Linked DNA regions of Homo sapiens: region 2 is linked to region 1. A link is a loop called in an ENCODE intact Hi-C map of the cell type or tissue named here. Cell type or tissue: ovary. All regions are shown on one strand. Each heading gives the region's core, and the rest is flanking DNA. Links, peaks and the distances in the headings are about the cores only.

Region 1 (2,912 bases), core at 115-2,614:
TAAGTTTATCTGTGCATTGGGAAAAAATATATACGTACATAAAACAGTCAGGATTGATAGCCAAGTGAGCTGCGATGAGGCTGACATCTAGCCAGTATCCCCAGTGTGAATGTATCTATTATAAGAATATTGAATACTCAGTGGCCCTGAGTATTCAATATTCCCCCACCCCAGTCCAGATACCCACCTCCTTTCCCATGACCCTTGGAGCTCCCTGCAGACCAGCAAAGAGCGGTGAATGACTGGCACTGGGGGGGCCCCCAAGATGCCAGTCTTGTGCTATGTGTCTCTTCCGATTGGCCGGTGCCCCTGCCTTGCTGGTTATTAAATACTTCAATAATTAATAACTATTAATTGTTATTCTATTTTCTATAGTAGCTCAAGTTTCAAGGATCAAGTTCAGGAGGAGCTTCTGGGGGTCTGAGCATAGCAAAACAATCTGGATGTCAGGCCCAGAGTCTCAGCTGAGAAGCAGGGAACAACATCCCTCCAGAAATAGGAGTGAGAAGTGAAGGGCCCAATGAGATCATGCCAGGGGGAGTGTGGCTTGCAGAGAGGTCTCTTTGGCACCTGCAGCACACAGGCAGCCCCATGATTCCTGGCTGACAACTCCGCCATGATCCCTTCCTATGCATCCATCCCTGCGTCCCCCAGTCTCATCTGCCTCCTTATTTGGGATCAGGACTGAGAGACAGCCTTGTTGCGCCCACACCTGGTTTTCCGGTGTTTTTAATCAGGTGGCTAACTGTATTCAGATCAGTCCAGTTAAATGCATGGTCCTGAGCCCAGATGCCACTGTGCTTGGAGCCAAGGCCACCACAGGGAGCGGAGGCGGGGTGTACAATAGAAGAGAGTGAGATGAAGTCCCTCCCTGGGAAACTGTTGACCTGGCGGGGAAGGCAGTCACACGCAGAAATACCTCTAGCATGAGACAGATGCTCCTTTCTGTTGTATGTTCACAGTGCCTAGCACAGAGTCGGTGCTCAACAAAGCTTTGCTGAACTGAATGTGATTTCTGACTTATGCTCTGGGCCTTTTGGATACCTTTAATCCCTTCTGGGTTAGGATCCAGGATGGCTTCCTCCGCAAGTCTGGGTGGTAAAATTTGGGTTTTAACATCCCAGCCACCCCACAGAGAGCTCACAGAGAGCTTGAAACTCCCACCATCAAAGCCTGACTCTGCCCTGAGGCATTGTCTCCAGATGGGCCGCGTGGAAACACGTACAACACATCACGAACAGGAGTAACACGTCGACCTCGGGGCTTCTGACGTCATCCCCTCCCGGGATGTTCACCAGGGAGGTTTTCAGATGAGCAAAAAGCAGAACACAGGGCTCGACACATGAACGGACCCAGAGGGAGGTCGCGAAGCCAGTTAAGGAGCCAGTGGGGCAAAGTGCCAAAAGAAGGCATCTTGGTAGCCAGTGTCTGTGCAAGGAGGAGAGAGTGCTCAAAGGTGAGGGGCCAATCCGGGCCGATGAGGGAAAGGTGGGTAAAGTACCAAGGCGCGAATTTAAGGAGGCGCTCACTTTCAGGTCCTGTGAGTGCATTGTTGACCCCTGAGAACGAGCGCCTCCTTAAATTCTGTGTCCTATGTTCCTCCTACCCCAATGACCTTCATGCTTCTCTTATTTCATCATTTGTTGGCAGATTAGGAGGAGCAGGGTCATCTCTCTCTGCCCTTATTTAGCATCCTGCTCAGCTTTTTCTTCTTGAACCTTGGCAGAAGACTGCCTCCAGAGGTCACCAAAGGGGTTAATACAGGACCCTTGGATGTGTTTGGGCCATGCTGTGTTTTATCAGTTGAGACACACTGGATTTTTAAAGTCTTCATGGCTGGCTTCTCTTAAAAAAAAATCAGATGATGTCTCAACCACGGGTTCCATAGCCCCACATGGAATATGCTGGAAGCCATCAGACCAGAGGTGCACCCTCTGCTGTTTGCCAATCCCCACTGCTTGTAGATGACTGTCCACATAACTCGTTTTCATCATTCCTGCCCCTCCAGCCATATGTGTTTGCAGCCCCAGCCTAATACCAGCTCCTTTACCGCATCCTTGTGCTGGCCGTAAGCATCACAGACACACAGCCCCAGCAGCCGAGTGCTGGAGTCCATCACTGCCTACAGTGCAGGATCACACTTCCTGGGGGCTGCTTCCAGCCACTGACTGACAGGGCAGGGGCACCAAGACTGACAGGGGCACTGAGGACACCCCATCGACTCTGTCAACACTTCCTCAGACTGCACTGCAGTCTCGGGCATTACTTACCTAATCTTCCTTTCTTTCCTAACCTTCCTTTCTTTCCTAACCTTCCTTTCTTTCCCTCTCTCCCTGCCAGGGGTCAGATCTGCTTGGCAGTCTGATAGCTTTCCCAGCCTCCTCTCGATCCCAGCCTGTTTTCCTTCTTCAGCCTTTCCTCCCATAAATCTCTTGCAATCTCATTTAAATCTAATCCTATCTTGGTGGTGTTTCTCAGAGGACCCAAACCAACTTCCCAAAGTAAAACCATAGAAATACAGATCCCACTGACTTGGGACTCGATATTAATTCAAAGCTAGGGTGAGCTGAAGTTTGCTCTTGTTCTAATTGCACAGAAAACAGTTTTGGCTCCTGCTCACCCTTAAGGCCATTCCCCTGTCCAACCCTTCAAACAGCTCTGAAAATGCACAATGGAATGAGGTGTCCCCCATCCTGCCTGGACACTGTGACTCAGAAGAATAAATCTTGTTGGGATTTCCAGGAAACAGCCCATGGTTGAAAAATCAAAGGCAATGAAGGAAAAGGAATTCACCATCATCATTCTTTCCAAAGTACTTCCAGATCTTCTCGGCTCGCTTTTCCGGCGTGTTTTCATCGTCTGGAAGGAGCTTCACGTCCTCGGGAGTGATCATTTTGAAAATAGCCTGTACC
Region 2 (2,912 bases), core at 312-2,811, 110 kb before region 1:
CTGAAAACTAAGCCATCCTCAAAGCGTGCAGATTGGCTCCCATTGGGATGCCGAAGAGGCTAAGCAGCAGGCTCTGAGAAAATTCTCAGGGAGGTTACAAACGTTCTCACGATGGCAGCACTATGAGAGTAAGTGCCCAGCCCCCCAGAGGGACTCTCGGGGCAATGCTCAGGACATAGTGGACTCAGTGGACACTTACTGAGTTACTAATGAATGTTTGGCTGTGTGGGATCTATGCTCTATTAAAAATAATAAAAACAACAGCAAAAGTTGCACTAACTATGTAACATATAAAGTTGTACTACCATTGTCTGGAAGGATAGAGTCAGAATCTTGCAAACTTAAGGACAATTACGGCCCCTCATGTCATAGATGTCACCAGCAGAAGGGCCTCTCTGAGGTGATATAATTCAGGAGTTGCAAATGCAAATGCCTTCAATGCCAGAAAGTGTAATGATTGAAAGAATCAGGCCAAGTGTGATGCAATAGGGATGGGTGGGGTGTGTGGCCCACTAGCGTGGGCATGTTTTGCCTATATGTGTTCATGATCATCATTACTAACCCTTGAGTGATATCCACTGTAGCTCCAGGTACTGTTCTAAGTGCTATCCATCTATGAACTCGTTTATTCCTCACAATGGCAGCATGAGGTAGAGACTGCTGTTATCCTCGCCTTACAGATGAGAAGTTTAAGGCAGAGAAGTGAAGTAACCAGCTAGTCATTGCTGGAGCCAGGAACTGAACCCAGCTCCTGAGTCTGGGCTCACAACCAGTACATTGCCCCAGCTAAAGGCTTTGAATTTTCAAAATTTCTGGAAACCCCATGAAGCCAAAACAAATCACATCTGCAGACCAGTTTTAGCCCTTAGGCTGTGAGTTTGCAACCCTAGATATTCCACCACCCTCATTTATCAGGAATCTGCAGCCTCCAAAAGATGGGAAACTTGCTGGTTAATGATAGAAGCTGGGAGAGAACACAGGATCGATCCCCTCCCACCGAGCAGGTTTGCCCACACAGCGCCCTGCCGCCCTGCCACCCTGCCATCCTGCCAGTCCCTGGGGGCAGAAATGGGCACAGGTGGGAGCAAAGCCAGCTTACCCTTGCCCAGTCCTGAGATGGCATCGGTGATCACCACCACTTTGTTCTGCACAGCTGACTTTGACCACAGCCTGGACACCTCTTGGTAAATGAAGAGGAGGCCGCTGATTCCCAGCAGCAGCAGGGGGAGCATCAGCATGGCCATGACTCCCATCTTGTTCTGGGGGACAACGGAGTAAAAGGGGATTGGCTTTGCAAAGAGACGCTGATCAGGACTCCCAGGGCAGGGGGAGGCCCAAGGCTGCAGGGAGCTCAGCTCTGTGCAAGCCTCCAAGCTGAACACCCAGTGGGCGTGCTAATCCCCAAATGTTCAACAAATAGGAAGTTACTCACAGTGTCTCCGAAAGCAGACCGAATCCAGGGGGCCTGCCCTCCCCAGTGGTTAATTACAAACTTAATTAAAATGGGTCTGCATTTTTGGAAGAAAATCCATGTGTTAAGGCCACTTGCTTGGGCCCTAATGGTTATTTATAGCTTTCAGTTGCACTAAAAGGCTGTCAGGGTAAATATAGTGTCTATTCTGATATTCAGGAACACATGCTGGCCGGGTCTGATTTCAGGGCTCTTGCCAAAGCTCTCCTGGCTTGCCTGAGTATTAGAGGTTTCCTCTGCAGTTTGGGACTGAGCACGAGGGATCCAAACCTGGGATTTTCAGCACAAACATCCTTGCCCTCACTTCCGGTAACCCTCGTAATCAGGTAGCTTCCAGGTAGTTTGGATGCATGTGGCAGAAGACCATCTGGCCTTTGCTTTCTAATTGGAGATGAAAAGCATAGAAAACTGCTAAACAGAATGAAGCCTTTTGCAGAAAGAGCCACTGGGAGGTGTGACAGGAAATATCAGAAAGAGCACACTCTTGAGAGTGTTTCTCACCTCTCTGAGCCTTAGCTTCCCTGTCTGTAAAATGGGCAGGACCAATGGGAGGACAAACCATACTGCACAGTGTGGGCCTAGCATAGATCCCGGGCCGTAGGAAGGTAACTACTGTTATCTTTAGCGGTTGAGGATACTAAGAATTTATCCCAAATGTGAAATATTTTCATTACATAAGGAAACTCAGTAGGATTAGAACTGGAGAGACAGAAACCCAGTTCAAGTACTGGAGCCATCCCAAACCAGAAGGCCAATCACAATCAGGTCCTAATTTGTGCGGTAAACAGCATTGAGCCAATCAGGAGTAGGACTAAGAGCAGTGTGTGTGCATGTGTGTGTGTGCGCGCATGTGTGTGTGTGCATGTGTGTGTGCGTGTGTGCGTGCGTGTGTGTGTGCGCACCTGTGTGTGTGCACGTGTGTGTGTGTGTGTGTGTGCGTATGTGGGGGGGGTAAAGAAGACTGTATTTCTTTCTTGGAAATTAGAAATAACCAGGAAGATTAAAAAAGTCCCAGAATTTTATTGACACTTAATGTACATATTAGAAACACACACGTAAATGTAGAGCTTGATGAATCTTCATAGACTGAATATATTCACGTGACCAGCATGCAGATCAAGAAACAGAACATTGCCAACATGCCTCATCATGTCTCTCTCCAGCCCTGAGGGTAGCTACTTCCTAACTTTTAAAAGCGTATATACAGTTTTACCTGTATGTGTATTTTCTTTGCTCAAACAACCTCTTGTGTAAAGTTTTTCTTTTTTTTTTTTTTTTTGAGACAGTCTTGCTCTGTCACTAGGCTGAGGTGCAGTGGCACGATCTCGGCTCACCGCAACCTCCACCTCCTGGGTTCAAGCAATTCCCCTGCCTCAGCCGCGCCGAGTACCTGGGACTACAAGCCCCCACCACCACGCCCGGCTAATTTTTGTATTTTAGT

What was found. Hi-C counts contacts between places; a loop is a spot of excess contacts. Peaks named below come from ENCODE experiments on the same cell type or tissue, not always from the same donor. Only the 100,000 strongest peaks of a DNase experiment are listed, where the experiment ranks them.
Region 2: it touches region 1 in a loop (2.4-fold over the local background); 13 of 110 quality-filtered maps call a loop at or near these places.

Annotation. Positions count from the first base shown.
Region 1 is chr17:9,898,196-9,901,107 of GRCh38, forward strand. It overlaps RCVRN (recoverin), which reads right to left. Exons shown (of 3, transcript NM_002903.3): 2 at 2,794-2,905; 3 at 1-9. Among named protein-coding and RNA genes, the nearest start is that of RCVRN, 5.6 kb to the right of the region's middle. RefSeq lists an enhancer at 853-1,354. In ovary, for the core only: no CTCF peak of the experiment used is centred there; a DNase peak (open chromatin) is centred at 1,276.
Region 2 is chr17:9,790,032-9,792,943 of GRCh38, forward strand. It overlaps DHRS7C (dehydrogenase/reductase 7C), which reads right to left and starts at 1,561. Exons shown (of 6, transcript NM_001105571.3): 1 at 1,100-1,561. The coding sequence starts at 1,253. In ovary, for the core only: no CTCF peak of the experiment used is centred there; a DNase peak (open chromatin) is centred at 1,657.